2 separate regions of the Homo sapiens genome follow, and region 2 is linked to region 1. A link is an interaction called in ENCODE POLR2A ChIA-PET data of the cell type or tissue named here. Cell type or tissue: OCI-LY7. All regions are shown on one strand. Each heading gives the region's core, and the rest is flanking DNA. Links, peaks and the distances in the headings are about the cores only.

The links. Peaks named below come from ENCODE experiments on the same cell type or tissue, not always from the same donor. Only the 100,000 strongest peaks of a DNase experiment are listed, where the experiment ranks them.
Region 2: POLR2A ChIA-PET joins it to region 1 with 11 read pairs; 3 of 35 experiments call an interaction of 5 or more read pairs at or near these places.

Annotation. Positions count from the first base shown.
Region 1 is chr6:159,298,677-159,310,097 of GRCh38, forward strand. No RefSeq gene overlaps it. Among named protein-coding and RNA genes, the nearest start is that of FNDC1-IT1, 64 kb to the left of the region's middle. In OCI-LY7, for the core only: no CTCF peak of the experiment used is centred there; no DNase peak of the experiment used is centred there.
Region 2 is chr6:159,236,899-159,241,898 of GRCh38, forward strand. It overlaps FNDC1 (fibronectin type III domain containing 1), which reads left to right. Exons shown (of 23, transcript NM_032532.3): 13 at 1,656-1,767; 14 at 2,619-3,059. It overlaps FNDC1-IT1 (FNDC1 intronic transcript 1), which reads left to right and starts at 3,854. Exons shown (of 2, transcript NR_046831.1): 1 at 3,854-4,259. RefSeq lists a silencer at 1,246-1,430. In OCI-LY7, for the core only: no CTCF peak of the experiment used is centred there; no DNase peak of the experiment used is centred there.

The DNA of each region.
Region 1 (11,421 bases), core at 2,436-7,435:
TCACTACATGCCTTGGAGTCACCCTTGACTCCTGTCTCACACATACCACATCCAATCTGTCAGGAAGTCACTTTGATCTGTCTTCAAAATAACTCCTGAAGCCTCATGGCTACCACCTCCCTCAGAGCCTCCCTCCCGCTCCCCTGGGCACTGCAGGAGCCTCCTAGCTCATCTCCCCACTTCTCCTCCTGTTCCTTGTGCTCTCAACATGGCACCCAGAGTCATCTTTTTATAACAAAAGTCAAATGCTGTCACTTCTTTGCTCATCAGCTTCCAAGTGGCCTACGTTGTATCAGTCTGTGGCCTGTTAGGAACCGGGCTGTGCAGCAGAGGTGAGCGACAGGTGGCTGAGCATGACTGCCTGAGCTCTGCCTCCTGTTGGATCTGTGGCAGCATTACAGTCTGTCTATTGTGAACTGTGCGTGCGAGGGATCCAGATTGTGTGCTCCTTAGGAGAATCTAAAGCCTGATGATCTGAGCTGGAACAGTTTCATCTCAAAATGATCCATCCCCATCCATGAAAAAATTGCCTGCCATGAAATGGGTGCTTTGTCCCAGAAAGGTTGGGCACCGCTGGCCTGCAGGACCTCCAAGACCTCTTGAGCATCAAGAGCTGGCTGAGCTGAGAGCAGAGTTCACAAGTGTCAAAGTGGCCGGCAGAGACAGCCAGCTGCAGTGAGCCTCAGGCAAGCCTTTCGCTGCCCTGTGCGATGGCATAAGCAAGGGCCACACTGGAAAAGCACTGGTTCCCTCCTGTCCCATTTGTCCCCACAGGACAGCACCAGGTCAGTGGGTCAGCACAGATGTGGAGACCCACCAACGCAGAAGGAGCCTGTCTCAAAAGGCTCCTGAGATTTTGTGGAGTGAGGAGCTGGGTGAAGAAGAGGAGGAAGGACTAAGAGAGAAAAAACTCTGAGTACTGAGTCAGAGTAGAGAAAAGTGTCCCCAGAGCCCCCTTCCCTGATGAGGAAGCTCAGCAGGGATGCTCAGGGAAGGCCCCAGTAGTTGGGCCTTCATGCGGAGGGGCCTGCAGATGTGCCTAAGAGCACGACCTGCTGGGGCCAGAGTCCTGACTGCAGCTCCCTTGGGAGACTGCAGCACCTGGGCTGTGCACCAAGTCTGGTGTGGGGAGGGCCAGCTGACCCCATGCAGCCTGCCAGGAGGGCCTTCCCCATCCTCTATGATCAGGCTTCACCACCCAGTCTCAGGCCAGGTCCTTCACAAACTCCCAGGGGATCCCTGGGAGACAGCAAATGGAGGCCTCACACTAGGTGTCTGAATGTGAATTTACAAACCAAGTTAACTTTGATAATCAGCAAAACCTCTCCACTCCTCCTACCTTGACAGATATACCTCAGAACTAAAAATGCCATGGAAAAAGTGACTAGAATACATGTAAAAATAAGTATGTATACATAAAATAAATGTACAAAGCTATGGTTTTACGTGACCAAATGTCTGGAAAATATTAAAGATGATGACATTTCATAATTATTCTGACCTCTTGGTGTGCTGTTGATGGACTGGAGATGTTTGGATGAGTTATAGAGACATTCATAAATTATTTTGTATTTATTCCATGTTTTTGGCCCACATTTCAGAAACATTATTGTTATAACAATTTTTACATAACTTGTGTTCTGTTGGCAGTTGTAATCTAAGCATTAAAATTAAAATGTAAATATAGTCAAAGTAGACAAAATTTTAAGATAGCCTCTTCAAAATTTAAATTAAATGTAAATAATTAAAAATTAAAAGATTTTTCACATTTCTAAATGAGTGTTTTTTGTTTTAAATTATTTATAATTATCTATTAAGATATAGAGCAAAATATAAAATACAATTATTGATATACAGTTTAAAATAAATATGATTTACATAAAGCCAAAAGTATTAGTTTGGGATATTAATTAAAGCACAATAAATATGTTTAAAACTATTGAATTATTTTGCAACTTAAGATCCAAAATCCATTTATGTGCCAATGGAAAGAATTGCTACAGTTGTCCATGCATGCTTTGTTTACACCTAAATATGTGTAAACCTGAGTCAGGTGAATTGTCTAATATTGCAAAATATTCCTCAACCTCCATTTGTAACTGTTGGAAATACCACCTAATTTGTGACACCCTCCAAATCAAGAATTAGCATATGAAGAGAAGGAAAGAGATAGACATTTAACACCACTAGGAAAAGAAAAACAATTCATTATGCAAGAGTCTATGCATTTATGTTGAGGATTTGGTAAATTCATTAATTTATCTTTTCTCTTGCCTACGTGCTTCTGCTGCTTAACTCTCTCGGCACTGATGTTGGCCCAACGACCAACCTTTGGGCTTTGGAACAGTCACCTCAAGTTTCCAGGACAGGGGGTGAGAGATGCAGAGAAGTGTTTCTGGAGGAGTTACTTAGAAGAGCGGATGTTTAGGGCTCCGGTCTCACTGTACCAGGTCTGAGCCCCAGATTCTCAATGCGTTGTGTACCAGGTCTGAGCCCCAGATTCTCAACGCATCTGAACACCCACGCATTGTGTCAGAGAATTTATTCTGGTGTGTGCACTTGTGATAGCTGAAGGCCTCTAAAGCATGGGTCCTTGGGCAGGTCAGTCCTGTCTTGCACTGGCTGCTGCCTTTTTCTGGAACATTGTTCTTTTTGATATCTGCAAGGTTAACATTCTTGCTCAAATGTCCCTTCTCCTGGAGGCTTATTCCTGATCTACGCCATTTGTACACACTGCCTCCTGAGATCTGTCTGTTCTTATCTCTGGTTCACAAAAACCAAGGCATGAGAGGTTAAGTAACTTTCCCAAAGTTACGCAGTAGGAGGTGGTAACATTGTGGTAATAACCGGTAAGACCATTACGAGGGCTGAGTGAGATAATCTGTTTAAAGTGATTAGAACAATGCCTTGTGTGTGGTAAGTATTCAATATATTGCAACAATTTTTTTTTTTTGAGTTGGAGTTTCACTCTTGTCGCCTAGGCTGGAGTGCAATGGTGCCATCTCAGTTCACTGCAACCTCCGCCTCCCTGGTTCAAGCAATCCTACTGCCTCAGCCTCCCACGTAGCTGGGATTACAGGCATGCACCACCACGCCCAGCTAATTTATTTGTATTTTTAGTAGAGACACCGTTTCACCATGTTGGTCAGGCTGGTCTTGAAGGCTGGTCCTGAACTCCTGACCTCAGGTGATCCACCCGCTTTGGCCTCCCAAAGTGCTGGGATTACAGTAGTGAGCCACCATGCCTGGCCACATTATAACACTTTTTACATGACAAACAGACTGTTCCTTGGTTCTCTGGTTGCTGAGAAACAACCACTCTCATAAATGCATGTTGTTTGCTAAGTTGTTTTGTGACGGCATGGTGGCTGAAACCCTGGCATTGTTCTGGGCTCATTAATCACACAGAACCATTGTTGAAAATACTGTGGGTTTGATTAAAACCTCAAATGCATTTGTGCAGCTCCCTTTCCTCAATTTTGAATCCCACCCACATGTTGATGGAAACGTGATCCTGTGTTGCTGATCCATGCTCATTGACTAAAATGGTATTCAGTCGGAGCCAAGAAGACTGTCTTTTTCTTGCAAAAAAATGCCTAAAGTCACATTTTTCAAGTGGGAAATAACAAAAACCTTAATTCAATCTGAAACACTACATCACTAATTTTCCACAGATTCTGATCTGGGCCAATATGAGTAATCCTCAACTTGTGTAAGATTCATAGTTAAGAACTCATGTTCCCTGTGTGTGTGGTGATCACCAGTGCAAACCAAACAGTCCTAAATTCATTTCTCCCGAAGAAGCCATCACGGCCTTGTAAGAGTTTTCCAAAAGTCCTGTCAAATATTCCTGATACAAATCTCCTTAAAGAAAACCACCGGAATTTTTGACTGTCATCAAATCATTTCCTAAATGTCTTACCTATTTATAGAAATAAATTATATGTATACAAGATAGAAATTATGAAGAGCTATATATGTCTGTTTCTATGGCAAAATCAAGTTAGTTGTACGGTGTATTTTAGGGGAAACACTTTCTCAGTGCATATGGCTCTAGAGCTTTATTCGGCATTGTAAACACACATGCAGAGAGCCTGCTCCCCCCTTGGGTAACTTTTCCTTGCCTCTATTTAATGATGCCTGCCTCAGGGTGTTTGTAAACACTGTCGAAGAACATGAGAACTGAGCTGCTGTAATTATGCATGTCGTATTGTATAGGCCGCACAGAAGGTGGAAAAACCTATTTTAAAAAAGGATTTTTAAAAAGGATTTTTAAGATCTCAGTCTCTGCTTTATATTAATTTTCTTCAATTTGAAACAACCAAAACCTGTTACCAAATTTGAGATAAAATTAGACTGTTGATTTTCACATGTATGAGAAGATACAGAGTATTTTGCTTATTAAACATATGAAGTAACTCAAAGATCCCAGGAAAAGTGGTTGTGTTTGCCTTCCCTGCTGAGCAGACCCGGGGCCCTGTCAGCAGTAGCTATAAGGGGCACACAGGCCCTTCCACACATAGGCATTGCAAAGAGCATCTTAAACTGCATCCACTCCAAAGTTTCTTTTCTCTTTTGGAGTTAGGAGGAAAATTAGATATAATAAAGCATTGAGAATCTTGTTAGGAACATGGGAGGGAGGCTGCAGGTGGAAATAAAGGCAAGGAAAGAGGGAGGGCTGGAGGGCTTTGGCCGCTGAGAGTTGTCATGCCCTCTGAGTTGGGTCTGCAGCTGTGAAGGTTGACCTGGATCTGTCAGTAGGATGTGAATGGCCTGTGTGCCCTTTGCAGAAAGATGTCCATGGTGTGCAGAGCTCTTCCCTGTGGGAGACATTGCTGTCTTATTAATGAATGGGTACAGGACGTCACTGGGACTGTCATCAAATATTCTGGTTCTCTCTCTCTCTCTTTTTTTTTTTTTTTTTTGAGGCAGAGTGTCGCTTTGTTGTCCAGGCTGGAGTGCAGTGGCGTGATCTCAGTTTACTGCAAACTCAGTCTCCCGGATTCAAGCGATTCTCCTATCTCAGCCTCCCAAGTAGCTGGGACTACAGGAGTGACCCACCACGCCTGACATGGTTTCACAATGTTGGCCAGGCTGGTCTTGAACTCCTGACCTCTAGTGATCTGCCCACCTGGTCCTCCCAGTGGTTTTCTTCTTTCCAAGCACACTCTGTGGCTGAAATTCCTGTTCTTCCAGTGGAAGTGATGTGCACCAGCTCCTGGAAGGACCGCCTCACTGCCGGTGGGAGGCACTCCAGCGCCCCCTTTTCCTGCTTTGGAGGTTGTGAGGTGAGTGTGGTGTGGACCCCTGACCATCTGGGCCCTGGGTGAGCACCAGGAGCAGAGCTGCCAGCCGGCTTAGTGTGCCCATGCACACGAGCACAGTCCAGCCCTGTTGTGTTGCTCCTGTGATTCCCCAGCCTGTCCTGACTGCCGTCTGCTGTTTTGGTTTGCCCAGCCTGTTTCCCCCACTCAGATAAATGCTCCTCCATCTTCCCTGAAAAGTAACCAGAGGACCCACCCATTCCAGTCTGATTTGGGTGGAGCTGCTCTGATTTGGTTCCTTCAGCCCCAGGAATAGATCCATAAAAAGGGTCAGGCACCTGAGAGTACCCCATCCTTTTAAAATTCAGGATGTCCATGATTCAAGGTCAGTTAATGAGCATCCCCCCAGGACTCTTTCTGCAACATTTTGTAAAGAGGTGCTCCCTGTGCCTCTGGGTTGGTAGGCTGATGCTCCTAGTGGTCACCTCCCCACCAACTGGAAGATATTAAAGCAAATACAAAAGAAAACAGACCCAATATATGAGAGAAATGAGTTCCCGGAGACATAATTTGAGTCCTTGGGTCCAGCTATGCCTGAAATAATGCCCTCGGTAACATTACAGTTACCTAAGTCAGTAATGTTGCTTTTACGGAGAAGTCAGTCTGAGTGGGTTTCTGAAACTTGGACCTGAAAGAATCCTGACTAATACATTTAGGAAAAAAATGAATGACGGGGAATTCATAGACATACCCAGCTCTTAGACTTCCCCTAAGACCATACTTTTGCACCATAAGTGCTAAGTGAGAGGGGAAGGGGGTGGATCAAAAGTTAGGAGCTCTTGTTCAGTGAGGTAAGGAAGAGGTGTCTGGCTGAGGAGGGGTGAGGGAGGAGGGAGGAGAGCCAGGGTAGGCACAGGGTTTTAGTCAATGATCCTAGAGTCTGAAACAACATATTTACAGCTTCTTGAATGTCCTTCAAGAGATATCAGACAATGATAGAAGTCCTTTTCAATCCCATTTGGCTCTTAAACTGAGCTTCTTGAACCTGCTAGTGCTCTGTTTCTGAGCCATATGGGTCTCTGGGTTTATAAATTTGGTGTCTATTTGTAGAGTGCAGTTTGTAGGACTGCTTTGGTGGAACACTTTCTTTCTCCTCAGTTCCAATTCCTCTGTTTATAACTTTTGTTTTGACTTAAAAAACTTCAAAAATCTCTACAGACTTTACTTTTATCCAGTATTAACATTCTCAGAAAAATGATAAAGAAGTATTAGAAAAGGACTAATATGAGATCGTAGAAATGTCCAAGTTTTGAGTATGATTTTATAAAAATAACAGGCTAAGAAAAAGATTCTGTTTTATCAGGAAACTGTTGTTAGAAAGCACGAGTGTTGCGTTTCATAATGAAATTTGTGCTGAACAAAGGTCCCTTGTGTTTGTTGTCTTAACTGACTTAGAAAGTTTCTGGAGGGCGAATTTGGGTTAGTTTTACAGACAGTTGATGATTTCCGCATGCATGAAATACCTGAGAAATTTAACATAGACCTGACCAGAGAGCCTTCTGCTCACCAAGTCAATACCATTATGGTTGGCATTTTGGTTATTATGCTTTTTAATGTTATTTTGAAGTCTTAAACATACAATGCTAATGTTTAGGAGGCTATATATGAGTAAATGAATAATAATCCAACCAGCATAAATGTTATTTGAGATCTAATAAGATCAATAAATACTGGTTGCCCCCAAGCTGAAAAAAGAAAAGGACAGAAAAGACAGTTGACGGTTAATAAATTAATACTCTTTTTATTCTTGGTGAGACCCTTTCCAAAGGATTTGTCTAGTTTTTTCCCATTGGAAGAGACTTGGAAAGAATTCAGGGGAAGAATTCAGGAGAAAAAGTGTCTAAAAGGAAGAGGTAAGAAACCTGTGAAGTTAGTTTCATGGAAATGAGAGCATCTCTCTGAGGAAGTTAGTTTCATGGAAATGAGAGCATCTCTCTGCAGAAGAGGAGGCAAAGCTGTGACAGAGACTGGCTTTAAGTATCTCACAGGGGGCTGGTGGTGACAGGCTGCTAGCCAGGGGTTCTCCATCTCAGGAAGAACAAGAAAGATTCAAGCCAAGGAAGAATTTAATGGCATACAGAACGTCTAAGAAAATTGCATTCTCATCCAAGAAAATATTTTAAGTACAAGGGACTTTCTTCTTCTTTGTAAGGCTCTGAGGAAAAGGAGGAGCAAGAGGGCTCCTGAGACCTGCCTGTTGCAAAATTGAGGCAGGACTCCAGGCCCAGTATCTCTTCATGCCTTTAATTGTGCCCACCCACAACTCTCCAGAAAGGGTCGCTGTTGGAATGTGGACACCCAGGGATGGGAAACAATAGAAACCACTATAAAACCACAGGTTACTGGCGCAGGAAGGGACCTTGGTTCCTTCAGAGTCCTCTGACCTTCCTGGCACTCAGCAGGCTTTGCAATGAGATGTTGTTTAATGTCTGATGTCCTCCCTAGATTATGAAACTCCAACCCAGTGCCTGGAGCTCTCAGCAGTCAACCAATATTTACTGAAAGAACAAGTGGAAGAGTGCAACTCTGTTATTTACAAACGAGGAATCTCAGACCCAAGGGGCTCACACAGTTGGTTAGGGGCAAAAGCATTTCACTCACATCTCCCATATTTCATACATGGAGGATTAGCACCCAATTCAGCTAACTGTAAATCCCAGCCAAAAAGGGAACCATTTTCTAGATAGGGCCTAATGTATTTTCAAAGTATAGATCTTAAATTGCAGAGACTTGTCTTTGAGTTCCTTATAAATTCAGGTCAAAAACACGTATCGGGATACTACTCTGGAAATACTATATTAATTACACCCTCCACCCCAGGATTTCTTTCTCCCTCTTTCTTCTCCATTGTAGCAGCTAGTGTTGCTGTGCTCATTGTCTCAGGATGGGGATATAGTGGTGTGAAATGCAGATGTCCATTCATTTATGCAGCTATCAATTCATTTCACAAATACTTACTGTGCCTCATGCTGGACACAGATCTCAACCACAATGACCAGGCTGTGAACAACGGAACCCATTACACTCTTCTGGCTTTGTGTTTCCAGAGTCTCCAGTGGAGGGAAAGAGAGGGTGCAAACATCCACAAAATGTTGGTTCTTTTTTTGCTTTTTTTGAGACAGAGTTTCACTCTTGTTGCCCAGGCTGGAGTGCAATGGCTCCTCCCGGGTTCAAGCGATTCTCCTGCCTCAGCTTCCTGAGTAGCTGGGATTACAGGCATGCGCTACCATGCCCAGCTAATGTTTGTATTTTCAGTAGAGACAGGGTTTCACCATGTTGGCCAGGATGGTTTCGATCTTCTGACCTCATGATCGGCCTGCCTTGGCCTCCCAAAGTGCTGGGATTACAGGAGAGGCCAGGGATGACAAACATGGGGCAACCATACCATATTTCCCCCTCCCACATCCATGGCAGACATTGCTAATCATTGCTGCATAATCTCTGTGGCCAGTGGTGGCTTCAGGATCTTTCTCAGTCAGTCACTACCAATCAATCAGTACTGGCATGCTAGCTAAGCCTCTTATTCATTCCTGGAATAAATTACATAAATGCTCAGAGGGTTTCCAAATTGGAGAATTTCCTCTGGGACTGTGCCTGTAGGTTTTGTACTTAAGAAAATAAAGTAGCTTGGTAATTACAAGGATTTTTTGGTCAAGAATGGATTAAAACAGCATGAATCTTTACTGAATTTTTTTCCAGTTGAGTCACAACATGAATTTATACAGTATTGCAAAGAAGCATTTGAGAAATTAATCAGAGTTTTGAAATCTGAAATTTAGATAAATCTGCAAACTGTATTGAGACCCAGAATAACAAGATTCCATTGTACTTTGCCACTCACTAATTATGCTGTCTGGGGCAATTCTCCACCCTTCCGTACATTTCAGCTTCATGGTAGGGGTGGGGAGTGTGAGTAACCTTTTAAAAGCTTGTTTTTTTCCCCCCAAAATGATCTAGATTCAGCATACTAATATAAATGATAGGTAAAAATGTAGCAGTTCTGCTCGAAGCTGACATTTGGAGCCTGGGTCCTGACCGCGATATCCTTCCCCTTAGCCTCTACCTCAGTTTTATGGAAGTCTTTGGAATATCTGCAATTTGAGGAACTATTTTGGAAAACTGCTAGACAAGAGATTCTTTGCATACTCTTCCAGTTCAACACATTTATGATTGTAAATCAGCTAGGTCTAATTCAATATGGTTGTGCTGGGCATTGATTTAAAATAACAACCTCTGGAAATCAGTTATGTTGGGGGAAAGTTGAACAGTGGAAGCAGAATGTGCTTTGCTCCATTTAGAGTGGCTTACTTCCCCACTCATTCGTGGAGTCCTGTTTTTGGAACTTCTGTGCAGCCTGCCTGGTTGATTTTATGTCATTTTGCTCTCACTGCAATGTGATGCTGTGAGATCACCTCTGTGTATATAAAAGGAGAGGGATGAATAAACTTCTCATGGAATTGGAGGCCAGATTTTTAACTCCAGTCTGTTTTTAGTATTTTGACATTTTCTTCTTTTTTTTTTTTTTACTGACACATTAATCTTTTATTTCCTTAAATAGTTTTGAACAAACTTCAGAATTGTACATCCTTTTAAGAATAGAAGCACTCCAAAAATAAAAATGAGCTTTCCAGTTCATTTCCAGCCCTCCTTGATTAAAATGCCCTTTCTCGCTTGTGTGGACCACTGGCCTTCTCATGCCAGATACCCACAAAGGACCTGGGTGGACTTGGTTGTTTCCTCATCTACATAAATAAAAGAGGATACAAAGACATTTTCTTCTTGACGTCAGTTGAGTAACACATTAAAAGCCTTCCCAAGGTCTGAGTTTATTATAATGCCATGAAATTGGTTAATTGGCTCCTGCACCTCCTTGGGCCATCGAGTTCTGAGTTTGGGCCTCTGAAACTCACTGTTTGGCTAACACTTATTTAAAGCTGGTATATGTAAATGTGAAACAATTTTTAGAAATAAGAAGCAGAATCTTTATGTTCAAATGATAGAAGAACAAGTATCTGTTGATGTGGTTCTTGCATCCCAGGGTCTAGAGTTGCATGGGCCTTGACTTAACTGGGGAGAGCTGCAGGTGTTTATAGGTTACTAACTTCAACTGTTTATGGATTCAGTCCTGCTGGATTTGAAGTTGGAGTCATACAAGAAAAAAATGCAGATTAAATCATCGAACACCATCCTGCTTTTTAATTGCTTGTTCCTAAATAGCTAAAGGCAATCTGGGATATCCCTCCTGGGACAAACATTCACAATGAATTTTCCAAGCTCAAGGATTCTGAAGAAATGGGATCAGCTATAGGGAATCTAGGGCCTCAGCTGGGCATGTAAGTAGCAAAAAGTCCATCCAGATAACTGAGTTTGGCCAAAATCCAACAGGACTAGAAGCCTGCATCACCATCTTTAACCTGTGCTGGAGGAGATTAACATTTAAATCTTTTTATATTTATTTTTTGAATGATAATTATCTTTAAAAGGGGCAAAGTAAAAGATAATTGGCATACATTGGCCTTCCAGCTTAGGAAGAGGAGTTTTGAAGCTGATGAATGTACCAGACTTATTAGAACTTGCATTCCCTTCGCCTGGCCTCAGAGTGACATGTTGACAGCTCTCCAGCACCCTGCTTGAACTTCTTAGGGCACTGGGCCATTCCAGGGTCATGGTGCCTTCCCTCCTTTAAGGTACATACAGCTGAAAGCAGCTCTCAAGTGTGCTTTTAGGAAATCCAACCTTGGGCCCACCTTAGACCTTTTGAATTGGAATACTGGAGGGTAGGTCCTAGAGAAAAGTCAGTTTTTAAGCTGCCTGTGCTATTTTGACATCTTGCCTAGTGGAATCCTACTTGTCTACCAGAGTTTGGCTTAAGCACTGCTTCCCTGACTCTGTAGCATGGGGTGCCTGGCACATCCCAGTATTGAATAAATGTCTGTTGAGTGAACAAATAAATGAATGGATCGGTAAGTGACTGAGTGAAGGTCAAGGAAACAAATAAATAAGAAGCCAAGTTTGGGAAATACTACTGGGGGTAAAAGTCCCATCTACAGATTAGCTTTTCTGATCTCTGCTAGCAGCATACTCCTTATAATAGGAT
Region 2 (5,000 bases), core at 1-5,000, 64 kb before region 1:
AAATGTTTAGGAGGTTTTGGTGGGTTGAGGGTAACAGAACACTTTACAATATTCAGGAATTTAAAGTACTTTTTCTAAGAATAAAAAAATTATTTATACTGTAATTCCCAACCAAAACTTCCCATTTATAATGATAAGGTTTAGGGAAATGTACTAAAAGACTATGACATTTTCAGTCATAGGTGATCTAAAGATGCATGTTATCATTTCTTAAAGGAAGAGAAATTTATAGTAGGAAGAATGCACATTAAAGCAAAATGCTATTGCAAACAATTTTGAATGGAAACAGCATGGGGTAGATTTCAAAATAGAGTTTATATAAATTTTATTTTAATGCCAAAACAATACCCACCAAAGTGGCTTGCTTGCAGGGCTTCCTCCAGTAGCCTGAGTGTCTAAAGCAGTGGTTCTCAAACTTAAGCCAGCTCAGGATCACTGAGGATTTTGTCAAATACAAGTCTCGGGTAGGGCTGGGTGATTTGAGTATCTGACAAGTTCCTATGTGATGCTGAGGCTTCAGGTCCAGGACCATGCTTTGAGAACCACCAGCAAAGAGCACGAGCTTGTTCCTTAATAGAGATAATTATAGCTTTCTTCAAGTTTTACAGTTCCTTAGAATGTGACGTTTTCTGCATGCATACTATATTAGGCAACGTGATTACAAATTATATTGTTTTTGTTACAGCAACTTTGATTTTTAACATTAACAGCAAAATGGAAAGATTTTATGTCTTTAATATGCTAGCAATTCACATTCATTGCAAGAAGTTAAAACAATTCATATTGAAATATATGAAACAGAAAATAAACATTCTTCACCCAAACTACTTCTCAAAGATAACCACTGTTAACCATTTGCGGTATAACCTTCCATAATTTTTTTCTCTGCAGTTTTAAGCTTATATATGCAAATGGATATATCTTTATTTTTGCAAAATAACCAGCCCTGTAATCTGAGTTCACATATACGTAGAACGTATGTAGAATTGTCTGCATAATATTCTACCACATGGATGGGCCACAAATTATTTAATCTCTTCCCTCAACTGAGAGACACATTGTTTCCTTCTTTCCAGCATTAGACACAATGTACTTAATGGTAAAAATATTTTGAACATCTTTTGTGATTTGAGAAACTTAAAACAATTTACATGTTATATGGGTAAGCAATTATAATATGAAAGATGACTGTTTTGTACTTTTTTTTTTTTTTTTTTGAGACGGAGTCTTGCCCTGTCACACAGGCTGGAGTGCAGTGGCGCGATCTCGGCTCACTGCAGGCTCTGCCTCCTGGGTTCACGCCATTCTCCTGCCTCAGCCTCCTGAGTAGCTGGGACTACAAGCGCCCGCCACCGCGCCTGGCTATTTTTTTGTATTTTTAGTAGAGACGGGGTTTCACCGTGGTCTCGATCTCCTGATCTCGTGATCTGCCCGCTTCGGCCTCCCAAAGTGCTGGGATTACAAGCGTGAGCCACCGCGCCCGGCCTGTACTTTACTTTTTAAGACTTTATGAATGATATTGACAAAAAGAATGTCTTCTACTCACATTACGGTTTCCTTCTGTGGAAGCTTCAGGGGTATATACATATATAATTGGACTAATGTGATCATTTCAAAATGTCCAATATATTCTTTAATCTATGTCATGGATTTAGGTTGTGGACCTTGATCGTGGGTTAGTATTGAATGCAGAAGGAAGGTACCTCCAAGATTCACATGGAAATCCTCTTCGGATTAAACTAGGAGGAGATGGTCGAACCATTGTAGGTAAGGGAGAATGGTTTTTAAAGAATAAAAGCCTACTGAATTAGCCATAGAATTACAGCTTCTATCTTCCTTCTCCCCCTCATTTATAATGAATGGTCATGGGTTAGTTACTTTTACCCATGTGAGAAGAAGAGCCTCAAAAGAGGCAGAACTTGGTGTTTCCCCCAGAGAGCGTTAGTTCTCTTCCTGCAGGCTGCACCCTCTAGAAAATGTGGCCCTTTACTTTGTTCTTAAATTGGCCCTTTCAGAGGAGGGGTCCGCAAACTACAACCTGTAGGTTGTAGCCCACTACCTATTTTTGTAAGACCCATGAGCTCAGAATAGTTTTTACATTTTTAAATGATTGCCAGAAAAAAGAATATTTTGTGGCATGGTAATTACGTGAAATGCACATTTCAGTGTCCATACGCAAAGTTTTACTGGAACACAATACACTCACTTAATTATGCACTGTCTAACTCATTTTTTATGTGTTGTTTATGTATTGTCTATCTTCTTTTTTGCACTCTAAAAGCGGATTGAGTAGCTGCAATAGAGACCATACGGCCTATGAGGCTTAACATATTCGCTTCCTGGCCCTTTACAGAAGAAGTTTTCCACCTTTAATCCAAAGTAACACTTTTCCCCCTTAGGCATAGGAATGAGGCAAAGGAAAGTATTTCTTCCTTTGCTAGACACAAGAGTTATCTCAGGATCGTGGAGCATACTGATGCAATATTCATTTATCCCTTTGCCTTTTACTGATTAAAACATGATAATACATAAGCTTTGAGAAGACACTTATTGCTTGCTTTTTATTTTCTCTGGATTGCTTCACCTTGTTGCATAGCTATTGGTTGATTTTGTTTCAGATCTGGAAGGGACCCCCGTGGTGAGTCCTGACGGCCTCCCACTCTTTGGGCAGGGGCGACATGGCACACCTCTGGCCAATGCCCAAGATAAGCCAATTTTGAGTCTTGGAGGAAAGCCGCTGGTGGGCTTGGAGGTCATCAAAAAAACCACCCATCCCCCTACCACTACCATGCAGCCCACCACTACTACGACGCCCCTGCCTACCACTACAACCCCGAGGCCCACCACTGCCACCACCCGCCGCACGACCACCACCCGCCGCACGACCACCAGGCGTCCAACAACCACAGTCCGAACCACTACGCGGACAACCACCACCACCACCCCCACACCCACCACTCCCATCCCCACCTGTCCCCCTGGGACCTTGGAACGGCACGACGATGATGGCAACCTGATAATGAGCTCCAATGGGATCCCAGAGTGCTACGCTGAAGAAGGTAACTGCCTTTGTTCTAATGCTAACTACTTACCAGGCACACTAGCACGCCGCAACTCAGAGCAGGGTGGCAGAGCCTGCAGGGGAGGTATGAGCACCGTGCACAGCAAAGCAGCAACCCGATGCATTTTTGGTCCCAGCAGGTTTGTTTGACAGTACCATGCCACAGCTAAGGTTGGAAGACTTAGCAAATAAAAATATTACATGGGACATATTTATATGAAAAAAATTATTTCCTGTTCACTTAAAGTCAGATTTAACTGGGCATCTTTTGTTTACTTGGTGATGCTTATCACAACCCAAGTCAAGAATTTAGCTGAAACTTGTGACATTATTTGTTTGGACTAGCATTTCCCAAAGTGTGTTCCAATGGATATTGTAGATTAGTGGTTGTAATATATATGTATATACTTAAAAGGTTCTGTGATTAGCTATGTGATTTAAACAAGGTTGGATAAGTTTCTTACTGTTGTAATACTTAGATCACTGAATAGTCTTGTTGAGAATCTCCAAGAAAAGGAATGTTTCCCTAGCATGTTCGGCAGCTGAGCACTTTTTTGATCAGCCCTCCTTTGGAGAATGCCAATCCTCATGTAGCTGGGCTTCCTGTGGGAGTGTGGGCTTTCCACTGGGTAAGAATGCACCATTTTCCCTTCTCTGCTGATCTGCACTATCCTGCCGCCCCTGATGTAAGTCTGTCTTCCTTCTGAAAATGGCTTGTTCTCCCTGAAGAGCAGGAGCTAGGAGACCTTTATCCAGGTCATCGTGGAGCCCGTATATCAATATATCTCCATCTTTTCTGCTCAGTCCCCTGCTCAAGCTGCTTTGGAAGAAGTCATTCTAGATTTGCATCAGGCATGGAGGAGAGAGATTCATCTTCTTTCCCTCAGTTTGAAATGAATTGCAATGTCAATTATAAAGCTTAAGTCTTTTTAAACCAAGGCAGAGTGAAGATGTTTCCTTTCAGGAATCAAGCTGGAATTCTTATGCAACGTTATTGACTATGATAAGCCCAATCAGTTTGAACATGAATACTGTATCCAAAATGGGAATTCTGTTGGAAGTTAGTCTTTCCGTGAAAAAGTTACAAATAAACAGGAAAACTTGACACATCTAAAAAATTCACACCAAAAAAACATGGAAACACGTACAGAGGGAGAGGAACAATGGGAAGAAAATTTCTACTCTGTCCATTGACCCAGTGAGTATAAATTTGAATTTACCTTTGAATTTCTAGTATTGACATCTGACCTCTGCATGCATTAATGTGTTTAATTTTAAAGACTGAAATATAATTAAAACATAATTAGTAATTGGTCGTAAACAAAAATTGACTATTTTGGATTTGATTTTAATTACGGCTGCTATTATTTCACATTTTATTTTGTCTGCTTTTATTTAGGCCTTCCAACATGTTCTCTTCATCTACTTTATATTTTTGGACTTTTATTTGGCATGAAAGTCAATATTTTTCCTGGCATTTTTGCCTCTTATTTTCTTTGCAAATCATAACATATATATGTTCACTCCTGTCCAGTCTCCTGATTCCCTAGTCGAAGCTAAAGAATAATTTTCCTCTGGACAGCATTTGAAAATAAGTACAAATCAATACACAGTCTTATGGAAAAGTTAAATGTGGGGACAGTAACATATCATCCTCATATCGCATTTTAATGCACTATAATTTGTTAGTTTAAAAAGACTTCCATATGCCCTTTCTTATTTCTACTGTTTCACTAACAACTTCATTAAACATTTTCTTCTTTATTAACTGTAATCATAGTTATTTTTATCTTTTAATCTTTTTAAACCACTTTCTTGATGTATGCATAGAAAAAGTTCTGCATATTTAATCCATACATGTCGATGAGTTTGGGATAAGAATACATTCACAAAATCATCATCCCGCTAAGGCCACAGACACATCCATCACCTCCCAAAG